Regions from separate parts of the Homo sapiens genome. Here region 1 is linked to region 2. Evidence: chromatin contacts called from ENCODE Hi-C or POLR2A ChIA-PET data. All regions are on one chromosome and are shown on one strand. Each heading gives the region's core, a stretch centred on a gene start or an enhancer-like site at or near the end of the contact. The rest is flanking DNA. Distances are from core to core; before and after follow the strand shown. Region 1 has its middle 86 kb from the start of NCOR2. Region 2 overlaps NCOR2 (nuclear receptor corepressor 2).

Evidence for each region. Hi-C counts contacts between places; a loop is a spot of excess contacts on that map. ChIA-PET counts read pairs that join two places held with the same protein, here RNA polymerase II (POLR2A). Pooled maps may share reads with other maps.
Region 1: a loop to region 2 is called in a map of endothelial cell of umbilical vein, with 7 times the contacts of the local background. The contact joins two enhancer-like sites. A Hi-C loop is called at or near these places in 2 of 168 maps with a recorded cell type or tissue (endothelial cell of umbilical vein and head of caudate nucleus) and 7 of 50 pooled maps. POLR2A ChIA-PET finds 5 or more read pairs at or near these places in 6 of 52 experiments (AG04449, H1, MCF 10A and 3 more).

The regions. Positions count from the first base shown.
Region 1 is chr12:124,651,506-124,656,576 of GRCh38, reverse strand. No RefSeq gene overlaps it. Among named protein-coding and RNA genes, the nearest start is that of NCOR2, 86 kb to the right of the region's middle. RefSeq lists enhancers at 3,809-4,322, 4,323-4,836. Within about 2 kb of position 1,361, at least 28 of the 41 ENCODE cell types and tissues checked have a DNase peak (open chromatin) inside an H3K27ac peak, as active enhancers do; they include endothelial cell of umbilical vein, where a contact is called at or near this core.
Region 2 is chr12:124,515,713-124,520,878 of GRCh38, reverse strand. The region is part of intron 2 of NCOR2 (nuclear receptor corepressor 2); the gene reads left to right. LOC105370047 (a long non-coding RNA gene) reads right to left here. Exons shown (of 3, transcript NR_188646.1): 2 at 4,938-5,036; 3 at 4,081-4,416. Among named protein-coding and RNA genes, the nearest start is that of NCOR2, 49 kb to the left of the region's middle. Within about 2 kb of position 2,563, at least 35 of the 41 ENCODE cell types and tissues checked have a DNase peak (open chromatin) inside an H3K27ac peak, as active enhancers do; they include endothelial cell of umbilical vein, where a contact is called at or near this core.

The DNA.
Region 1 (5,071 bases), core at 112-2,611, 140 kb before region 2:
GTAGGCTGAGGCAGGAGAATTGGTTGAACCAGGGGGTCAGAGGTTGCAGTGAGCCGAGATCGCGCCACTGCACTCTAGCCTGGCAAAAGGGTGAGACTCTGTCTCAAAAAAAAAAAAAAAAAAAAGTGAGGCTCCTTATTAAATTGTGGGGAGGTCTTCCACCCTCCCCACAAATCCCCTACTCCCCACATCCCTAAATCCAACCCTGCAGGAGGAATTCTCCCTGCCTCGCAGGCTTCAATCCCAGAGGGCTTCCTGAAGGTGGGGCCATTCTCCAGCCAGCTTTATCAGCCCTTGGGGCTGCAGGGTTGTTTCCCACATTTCAAAGCCTCCTCCTACTCCCCTGTTCCCTTCTCAAAGCCCTGAAACTTCCCCTCTGTAAGCCCTAGCCATCACTGCCCACCGCCCCGCCTCCCAGGCTGGGCCAAACATTTTCTTCAAGAATGCAAGTGGTCAAGGTCACGGCCTTCTCCTCTAGCATCCCCCGCCCCCTAGCCTGGGGAATTAGACTCTGGGCCACACCATCTGTCTGAAAACAATTAGCAATAAACACCAGCGCACTGGGGCTCTGGGTCATGGGGGCTGGTGGGGGATGGAGCGTGGTGGGCAGGGGATGGAGGAGGATGGAGCTGTGGGGGTTCTGAATGCAGAAGAAGGTTCCCGGCTGAATCAGCTTCCTGTCTGTGGGCCAAGAAAAATCCTCCCGGCCACCCCGGGGAGAGAGCTTCCCAGCAGCCTCTTGCAGAATGGAGAGGAGCCTCTACGCAGAATGCAACCTCACAAAGCCCCGGCCTCAGCTGGGGAGGCGGCGGGGGACCATCTGGCGGAGCGTGGAGATGTGTCCCAGCCAGACGGAGAAGCAGCCTTATTTGCGATGTATTGTGTGTTCCGTTTCTCAAAACACTCCACGCATATGCTTCAAGTGTATGGCTTGCAGCCAGCTGGGCCTGGGGTCGGGGGGAGGTGGGGAGACTTCCGAAGCCAAGGGGAAGGGTGACGGGCCTGTCCACGGAGTGCGGACCTCTCAAATGCTCCCCACAACCCAGCCCCAGCTGGCCTGGCACGACCCTGTTCCCCTCCTCCCCTGCTTGGCCTGCGCCTAGCTCTGAAGGCTTTCCAGTCTTGTTCAAATGTCACCTCCCCTTAGAAGGCAAGGCGAGTCTGATTAGCCAAACTGAGTTTATCTACATAAGGTTTGGCTCACCAAGCTGTTTTTTTCTTTTTGTTAATTTGAATAAGTTGCTAGTGAAAAAAAAAAAAGATTTTACATAAAAATCTGGATGTTCAGCTTCTTTTGAAAAATCGAAAGATCTGGCAAGTCTGGGCAGCAGGCCAGCACGGCGCCGGTCAGCCAGGCTGGAGGAGGTGGATGGGCGTCCCTGTAGCCAGGCGTGACTCTCCTGTCCCCGTATCCTGTTCATCCACTCACTGAGTCCACCATGCTGGGACCTGTTGCTGTGCCTGGGCTCTTACCGGGTTTAGATTTCCACAGGGAGACAGACACTGAACCCCTGAACCAGTGCATCCACAACACAATGTCCCATAGTGCCGAGTGTCACACAGGAAATAGCAGCGAAAGGGTGGAGGGGAAGACGAGTGGGAGAGGGTGCTGCTATTTTACATGAGAGGCCAGGGACGATGACGGGCCCCACGTGGAGGAAAGGCATTCCGGCGGGAGGGAACAGCAGGTGCAAAAGCCCCGAGGCTGGCACAGTTTGGGTGTCCGAAGAGCAGCACGGAAAAGCCGGAGGCCTGGTGTGGCGGGAGGTGGGTGAGTGAGCAGTGGCCAGGCTTCCTTCAGAGCAAGTGACCAGGACATGCCAGGGTTTGGGGTCCCCCAAGGTAGTCTGGGCCAGTGAGCCTCAGGGGATTTTCCAAGGTGGGGGCCAACTTTGAGAATTCCAGGTGGTTTGTCCTGGAATCTCAGCCACTCCTGAAACAGACTTTGAGGGTCCCAGTGGGGGGGCTTCCCCAGAGGCAGTGGCCCCTGGTGGTTAAGGGGCCACTTAGAGCCTGAGTTCCCCATATGTAAAATGGGGTAATTGAAACCCACCTCAGAGGGTTCGTGTGCTGTTAGATAGTATCTATGTGTATGTCTCTGTACAACTGTCCATGCACAAGGTTCAGACAATGCCAGGTGCATAGAAAGTGTGAAGTAACTCTTTGCTATTTTTTTTTTTTTTTTTTTTGGAGACAGATTCTCACTGTCACCCAGGCTGGAGTGCAGTGGCACGATCTTGGTTCACTGCAAGCTCTGCCTCCCGGGTTCAAGCGATTCTCCTGCCTCAGCCTCCTGAGTAGCTGGGATTACAGGTGTGCATCACCACACCCAGCTAATTTTTGTATTTTTAGTAGAGACGGGGTTTCACCATGTTGGCCAGGCTGGTCTCCAACTCCTGATCTCAGGCGATCCATCCGCCCGCCTTGGCCTCCCAAAGTGCTGGAATTACAGGCATGAGCCACTGTGCCCGGCTGCTGTTAGCCATTTTAATTTAAGGATCAAGTAAGATTGCTGTTTAAGGGAGCAGTTCCCAGACTGTTTGGCCCCTAGACCCTATGACACCCTTAGAAATTACTGAGGACTCCAAAAGGGCTTTTGTTTATGTGGGTTCTATTTATCAGTATTTACTGCATTAGAGATTAACATGATAAAATTTCAAAACATGCATTTATTTTAAAAGAACAATTTTATGCTCCTTAATATGTTGAGTAATATATTTTAAGAAAGATAACATTTTTTTCCCAAACATAAAGAAATAGTGAGAAGAGAGTGGCATCGTATGTTTCACAATTTTGCAAACCTCTTTCACGTCCAGTCCCTTAGAAGAGAGCTGGATTCCCAAATCTGCTTTTGCATCCGGTCTGGTGTGACTTGGCGTTTTGGTTGAAGGACATGAAGAAAACCCGACCTCACAGAGATGTAGGGAAGGAAAAGAAGGACCCTGTGGATCCCTCCAAGAGTCTCAGACCTCACTTTGAGAATCCCTGGTCTAGGGAGTCGTCCAGGACATGGTGTGGGAGGGGACATCTGCTTTGTCCCTACTGCTCCAAGGTGGGGACAGGGCTCCAGGAGGTGAAGCCTGGACTCCAGCTCCCGAATAAGCATCTGCCTGCAGCGACCCAGCAGGGAGGGAGACAGGCGTGTAGCAAGGAGTAAGCAGGAAGTTACAGCTCAGAACGATGTGGCCCGTGGCCCGTAATGGGGGGAGCACAGAGAGACGCCCCACCCAGCTGGGAGGCGGTAGGGGAGCTGCAGTCCCCTGCAGGTGTCCCTAGGTCCCCAGGATCATCAGGATTCCAACCCTGGCCACTCACATGGAGTCCCCGGGTGCCCCAGCCTGCGTGGCTCGGCGCTGGCCACGGGTGGTCACTGAAACTTCCCTTCAACTGCTTCAGTGGCCTCATCCCCATTTTATAGAGGAGGAAACAGGCTCCCACCTCCAAGATGGAGTCACTGGTGTGGGTGGCAGAGTCTGGGAGGGCATCCTGGCCCTGGGGCCCCACAGGTGCTCCTGCTGCCAGCATCGAGCACCTCTGGGTCTCTGGGTGACGACGGGGCAACAGACGGGAAAAACGGGTCCCTTCTCTCCCCTGCACTGCAGGCTCCTATCTGCAAAGACAGCTGCTGCCAGGTGGGGGCAGGGCTTTGCCCCTTGCTGGCTGCCCCCAGAGCCTCAGTTTCCTTATCCATAAAATGGGGGTAATGACATTCATGAACTACATGGGTTCCCTCCTAGGTAGCTCTGAGGGTGAACCGAGAACACAGCCCGTGTGGGCCTGGCACACTCTAGGCACACAACCAGCACCCGCCCCTGCCCGTGGCCACCTCCACTTGCAGAATGTCCCCAGCACTCACTCTGCTTTGCCTGCCATCTCCCCTCTGTGCTGTTCTTTATAAAAGCTCTCCCTTGCTGGCCACTTACAATCTCTCCCTCCTTTAAGCCTCTCAGCAGCTCTGCCAGGAGGGTAGCATCCTTATCCCCATTCTCCAGAAGACAAAACTGAGGTTGGGGTGTAAGTGTTTGTACAAGGCTACACAGGCGAGCAGACACATACGCTTTTCCCCACTCCACCCTTCGCAGAAACACCAGTGGGTTGCAAGGGTGTGAGGCTTGTGGACAGGCCTTTTCCCAGGAGGAATGAAAGAGAAACTCCACAACCCCATACGGGTGGGTCCACAGCTGCCTCCGTGAGCTCCAGACTAGGGTGTTCCTGGGACACAGGACTCATGGTACTAAGACTGGGATGGCCCCAGGCAAACCTGGATGGAGTTGGTCACTCCTGCCCTCGTGGCACCCCAGTCTCTCCCCCAGGTCTGGGATGGGAGAGGAAAAGGGATGGTTTGACCAGAGCTCCCAAGTCTCCCATCCTGGGAGCTGGTTTTAGCCTCTTCCCTCCCCAAAACCTGATCCCTCTGCGGGGTGGGACCAGGCAGCTGCAGCGGGGGGTGGGGGCAGGCACGGGCTGGCTCGAGCCTGCCAGGATGACCTCATGTGCCCACCCCAGGGCTCTAAGGATGTGACTTCACCAGCAGATGCGGGAGGCAGTTCAGGCCACAGGCAAACATGGGGCCAAGAGGAAGGGGACATTTCACATCTTGTCTAGACAGTCATGACCCTGGTGACCTTGGACGGGTGGGGACACCTCTGCCTCCCAGCTGGAGATCAATCTGGAGGTAGCCAGATGGGTGTCAAACCCAGGCCCAAGACCCTCTGCTGATAGCAGAAAAATGACAGAGGACACTAGTTCCCATCTGGACTTCCCTAGGATGCTAGCTTAATCTCTGGTCCTCACCAGAGAGCTCTCTGATAGGGAACTGAGGCAGTGTATCCGAAACCAGATCTGCGACTTCCTGGCTGTGTGCCCTTGCGCAAGTTGCCTAACCTCTCTGAACCTCTTTCCTCAATTTGACTCTCTGAACCTCCATTTTGATGTATAAAATAACCCATCTGTTAGACAGGGGCCTGGAAGGTCAAACAAGAGAACGAACCAAGTAACAAGAATATAAATTAACAGGCCTGGTGCATGGGCAGGGGGATGCTAGAGGAGCAGTCAAAGCATAACCTGTGCA
Region 2 (5,166 bases), core at 1,314-3,813:
CCACCGTCAAAGCTCTGCTCAGCAGACGGGCTCCAGGAAGCGGCCTGTCGGCAGATTTTGGCCAGGGGATGCTTTTTCGAAGTATGGAGGGGTGGTCGCCGTCGAAGGCTTGCGTGATGGGGAGTTCTTTTGCTGAGCAGATAACCAGACACTGGCTTATTCTGAATATGAGTTTGGTTTTGGCCACAGGCTCTGTCTGGGGGCTGCTGCCTGTGGCTGTTTCTGGTGTTTGATGATTTGTGGTCTTCATTAAGTCACTCAACAAACAATTTGCTGCGGAGTGTCTGGCGGGGAAGACACAGGAAGCAGAACGAGTGGCCGTGAAGAGACATGCCCAGTGTCAAACCTGCCCATAGCACACAGTCGCTCTGAGGGGGTGGGAGGAGTTACCGTGGATTCCAGGGCCAGCCTTTGGCGAAGGTCTGGATGCAGGTCTGTGTCCAAAACAAACAAAAATGAACAGAAGGAGGTGGTGAGGCCTGACTCGGCCGCTCTCAGGCACCGCTTCCTGGTGGTGTTTGCATGGGGCCAGTTTGGCCTGGGTGTCATGGTCCCGCCTGGTCTTGGCGACGGTCTGGGCGGGAAGATGGTGCTGGATCTTTGGGCTAAAAATATGCCCGTGCCTTCCTGTGCCTCAGTTTCCCTACCTATAAAAGAAGGCGTAAGAGTAGCAGAATCCCACCTTTGGCTTTGGGGCAGGTCTACGGAAACCCCCCAGGGGTGTTTCCTGGGGAAGGCTAGAGGGCCAGCTGTTCACAGGAGACATCTGGCTTCCAGGGGCCTCCGCAGCCACTATGCTCATCCCCTCGTGGCCAGTCTGGGCCCCCTGCCAGTCCAGTGGCCACGGGCCCCTGTCACAGGCAAATCTGGTCTTAGTCCTGAAACCCTCCTGTGACTCCTTGTGGCTGAATTACCACGTGGATAGCGGAGACAAGCCAGGCTTGCCCAGTTCAAGTCCCAGCTCAGCCACTAGCTGTTGACCTTGGGCAAGTCACCTACCCTCTCTGGGCCAGCCTCCTGCTCTGTCTGTGTGTGGCGGCTCAGGGGCATACCTGCCTATGCCGCGGTGGTGTGAGGCCAGCTGGTGAACCAGGGGACCCGCTTAGCACAGTGCTGGGCACACAGTCCGAGCTGCTGGGCTCGGTGTGTGTGGCCACTGTTATTGTTATTAATATTATTACTCTCAAGATGCTCCTGAGAGTAAAAAGGATGACAATGTTATTGCTGGAGTTGAAGGCCAGGCCCAGAGTCCATCTGACCACTTCCCCTCCACTCCTATTAGCTCCCTGACCTCATCGTCAAACTCTCCCCGCCTCGCCCCTGCGCCCCGGCCACACCAGCCTTCTCTCTGCTTTGACAACACACCCGCGTGGTCCAGCCTCCAGACCTTCACATCTGCCATGCTTCTGCCAGGGGTGCCTTCCTCACATCTGCACCCCCAGACCCTTGTCATCATGTGGGCTGCTGTCCAGGGACACATTCTTAGGCCCAACTCTTGGCTGCTAGGGGCAGGGAAGTGAATCTGGAGACCCTGGTGGAGCCTCCTCTGCCTCCTGGGAGCTCCAGCAGCTTCCTCTGGCGCCTCATCTCTGCTTTCCAGAGCACTTGGAGAAGCAGAGCTCAGCCTGCCCCTTCTACGGATGGAAAGTTGACACCCAGAGAAGCTCAGACTTGTCTCTGAGTCACACAGCTAATTGCAGCCAAGGTTCAGACTCCTGGCTGACTACCAAGCCATCATTGTTGGCCTGTGTGTGTGTGTGTGTGTGTGTGTGTGTGTGTGTGTGTGTGTATTATTTGGCCACGTCTTCTTTTCTAGGCCTGTCACCGAGATGACCCCAGATCAGAATGCCAGTGTGAGGGGGTCACGCTTTCTTTTCCTAGGATTAAAAGGAGGACAGAAATATTTGCAAGGGAGAGCCTGCTCCTCTGGCCATCTGGCCCTCGGGACAGAGGACGGGGGAGGGATGGGCCGAGGCCTGGGTTCGGAACCAGGCCGGAGCCAAGGCGCCAGAGCTACGCTCAGGTTGGAGGTGCAGGTGCGGCTCGAAGCTGGACAGTCCGGGCTGGGAGGAAGCGGGTTAAAGTGGGAGAAGCGGGGCTGGAGCTCTCTTTCGCCTGCCAGCGAGCGAAGAGCCGAGCTATAAAAAGGCCTCACAGTGTTTCAGCTCCCGAGTGTCGGCTGGAAGCCCGCCAGGGTTACCATGGCGATGAGGAATTATTACTTACTGCCAAGGCTGGGAGAAAAAGCTCGTACTTTTGGCTTCCAAACAAGAGGAGTGGACTTATGTAATTCCCTGTGTTTATAGGCCCAGAGTGGCAGAGGCGAGAACGGATCGCTGGAGGCCCGACGTCTCGTTCACGGCCCAGCCGTGGGGTCAGGCGGCCCCGCACTTGTCGCCGGTGGGCCTTGGCCTGCCCGGGTTTGGGGGGCATCGGGCTGGGAGCCTGGGGGGCCTGGCCTGGCCCTGCAGGGCCTCCAGGGCCGGGATGGGAGTCGTAGTCTCGCGGGAAGGTGAGGCCGCCCTCTGGGGCCGCCCCTCTGCGGGTGTCATCCTGGAGGAAGGATGGGTCTGATGTTGGCTGTGGTGTGCCTCCTGGAAGCCGGCAGCACAGCCTGTGTGTGTGGACTCTGCTGGCCCGCTGGCTGGCACTTTTTTTCTTTTTCTTTTTTTTTCTTGTGAGAGAGTTACTTCAAGTTGTGTTTGGAGCTGACGTGAGCGAGGTTGGTCATGTGCTCGGGTAAGAGAAGTCGCCGGGCTTGGAGTGGGCAGGGAGGTGCAGTGTGGCTGGGTCACCCCGGCCGGGGGAGGTGGGCGCAGACTGGGGTGGGGGGCTGTGGCCTGCAGGCTCTATGCAGGGGCGCTGATTGGGGGCCGAGGAATTCATCTGGAAAGAGCCCCAGTTCTGTCGCTGGAGGTGGTGGCCAGGGCTGGGGGCTGAGTGGCCGGCCGCAGGTCAGCCAATGGGGGCAGCTGGACCCTCCCCTGGCAGCGCAGTGTTGTCGGCCCTGAGCTCAGCGGGATGGTGGGCAGGGCTGTCTCATCGGACGAAGTTGCTGCAGTCACGGAAAAGAGCGCTCGGAGGCGCTGGCCGGGCAGGCCGGGGTGAGGCTTCTTGGCCGGCCCGCGTGGGAGGGGACCCGGGTGGGCACTGTGCTCCTCTCCTTGGTGCACATCCGGCGTCCCTGGGGGGGAGCATGGCGAGCCTTGGGGGCTCAGGGGGCTTCTGTTCCCGGAGTTGACTTCAGGAGGGCATGTGATCGTGGGCGCTCCCGAGGCTCTGCCCTGGGGCTCCGCGGTGGGCTCAGGCAGGGGAGAGCCAGGTGCAGGCAGCGCTGCAGCCCGGCCCCGGCGCCCGGCTCCCCACCGAGGTGGCGCTTGGCTCGGTGCCCATGTCTGGTTTGAAATCAGCGCCACCGGCCCAGGCTTGCCCAGGGACTTGGCAGCGAGGAGCCGGGATAAACACTGGAAAGTTGGAAGGGCTTCCCGAGCTCACAAGGAGCCTTTAGTTGCAAACCGGGGGGATGAGGGAGTGATTTGTCCTGAGGTCTGGGTGCGCCGCGGCCATAGGGAGGTGGCGGGAATGGCTCCTGGGGACCTCTGAGCCCAGGCTGGGGAAGGGAGGGGGCTGGGCTTCCAGGCAATGTTGCTCCTTTGCCACAGACCTGGGTTTGAGTCCTGGCTCCGTCCTCTCTATGCTGTGTGACCTTGGGCGTGTTGCCTCCCCTTTGCAGACCTCAGTTTCCTCGTCTGTAAAATGGGGCACAGTGGGGTCTACACAAGCATGGGACTGACGGGAGAAGGAGCTGCAGTTTTAGGGGGAACGCGGGGCAGACTGCCTGGGTTCCTGTCCTGGTTGGACACTTCCTGGCTGTGTGACCTTGGGCAAGTCACTTACTGTCTCTGAGCCTCAGTTTTCCCATCTGGCAAATGGAAGTTGCATCTTTCCCCACCTCATAGGCTGTATGGCTTAAGGGAGTGAATGAAACCTGCCTTCTAGCTCATAATAGGCTCACAGTTGATAATTCACTGGCACTTTGTTTTCTCGATGCTGACAATACCGGCACCTGGTCTGAGGGTGGGGGGCCCCTGGGATTTCAGCATCTCAGGGCGATGGTATTTATGAAGTTGTAGTGGCCGGACTGAGGTTCCAGTCCTGGCTCGACCCCTCAAGGATGGTGTGACCTTGGGCAAGTCCCGGAATCCCACAGAGCCTCAGTTTCCTTGTCCTTTACCACAGTGGTAGCACTGCAGCCTGCCGGTGTGTCTCGGGAGAGCCTGAGAGAAGCCTGAAGGGGCCCGCACAGTGCTGGCCTGGGTGGGCCTCCGTAATTGTAACCACAAGGTTGGATTTAAGTTCGAGTTCCGTCCATTTTTCTTTTCTTCTTTGCAGAGAGCTCTCATGTTTTGTAGAAACCTGGGTCCAGATAATGGGAGGTAGGTCGAGTGGGTGCTTCCCAGGCTCTGCCTTTGTTTGGGATCCCCAGGTCTCCCCCCATGCCTGCCTGTTCTGCCCCGTCTCCCACTCAGCCTGAGCCCCTCCGTGCCAGCCCTGGGCCAGGCACCCCCCACAGTGCCTGGTGTGGCCTGGGGACTGGCGCGGGAGGGCCAGTTCTCCTGCAGAAGGTGGCAGCCGTCCTGTGTTTGTAAGTGACACCGGATGCTGGGCCAGTGACTGGCTCAGGGCCTCCGCTCTTGGGCCAGCAGGAGCCAGTGGGGAGTTCCCCGGGCGTCCAGGCCCCCCGCACCAGCTGCCCGCTGTCTCATTGTCATGGGGCCTCTCCTGGGACCTCGAGAATGGCCTCCGAAGGCGGGGGGGTTCTCATCCATGTCCCCTTGTCACCCCCAGGGCCTTGGTGTCCACTTGGGTTGGCCACAGAGCTGTGTCGTGGCTGCCCCTGACCTTTGCCAAAGTCCTCAGGGACTCGATTTTCCTACCCGGTGGAGAAGAGTCCTGGGTGAGGTTCAGAACAGAAGTCAGCACCAGGGCCTTTGTGACGAGGCAGCTCAGCATGGACTGGTTGTGATCACTGGAGTCTGCACATGTGATAAGAACACATAGAACTAAATACGCGCACACTCACACATGCACACACATACATGCACACTCACGCACACACCCACATGTATACTCACACGCACACTTGTGAACATACACACCATACAC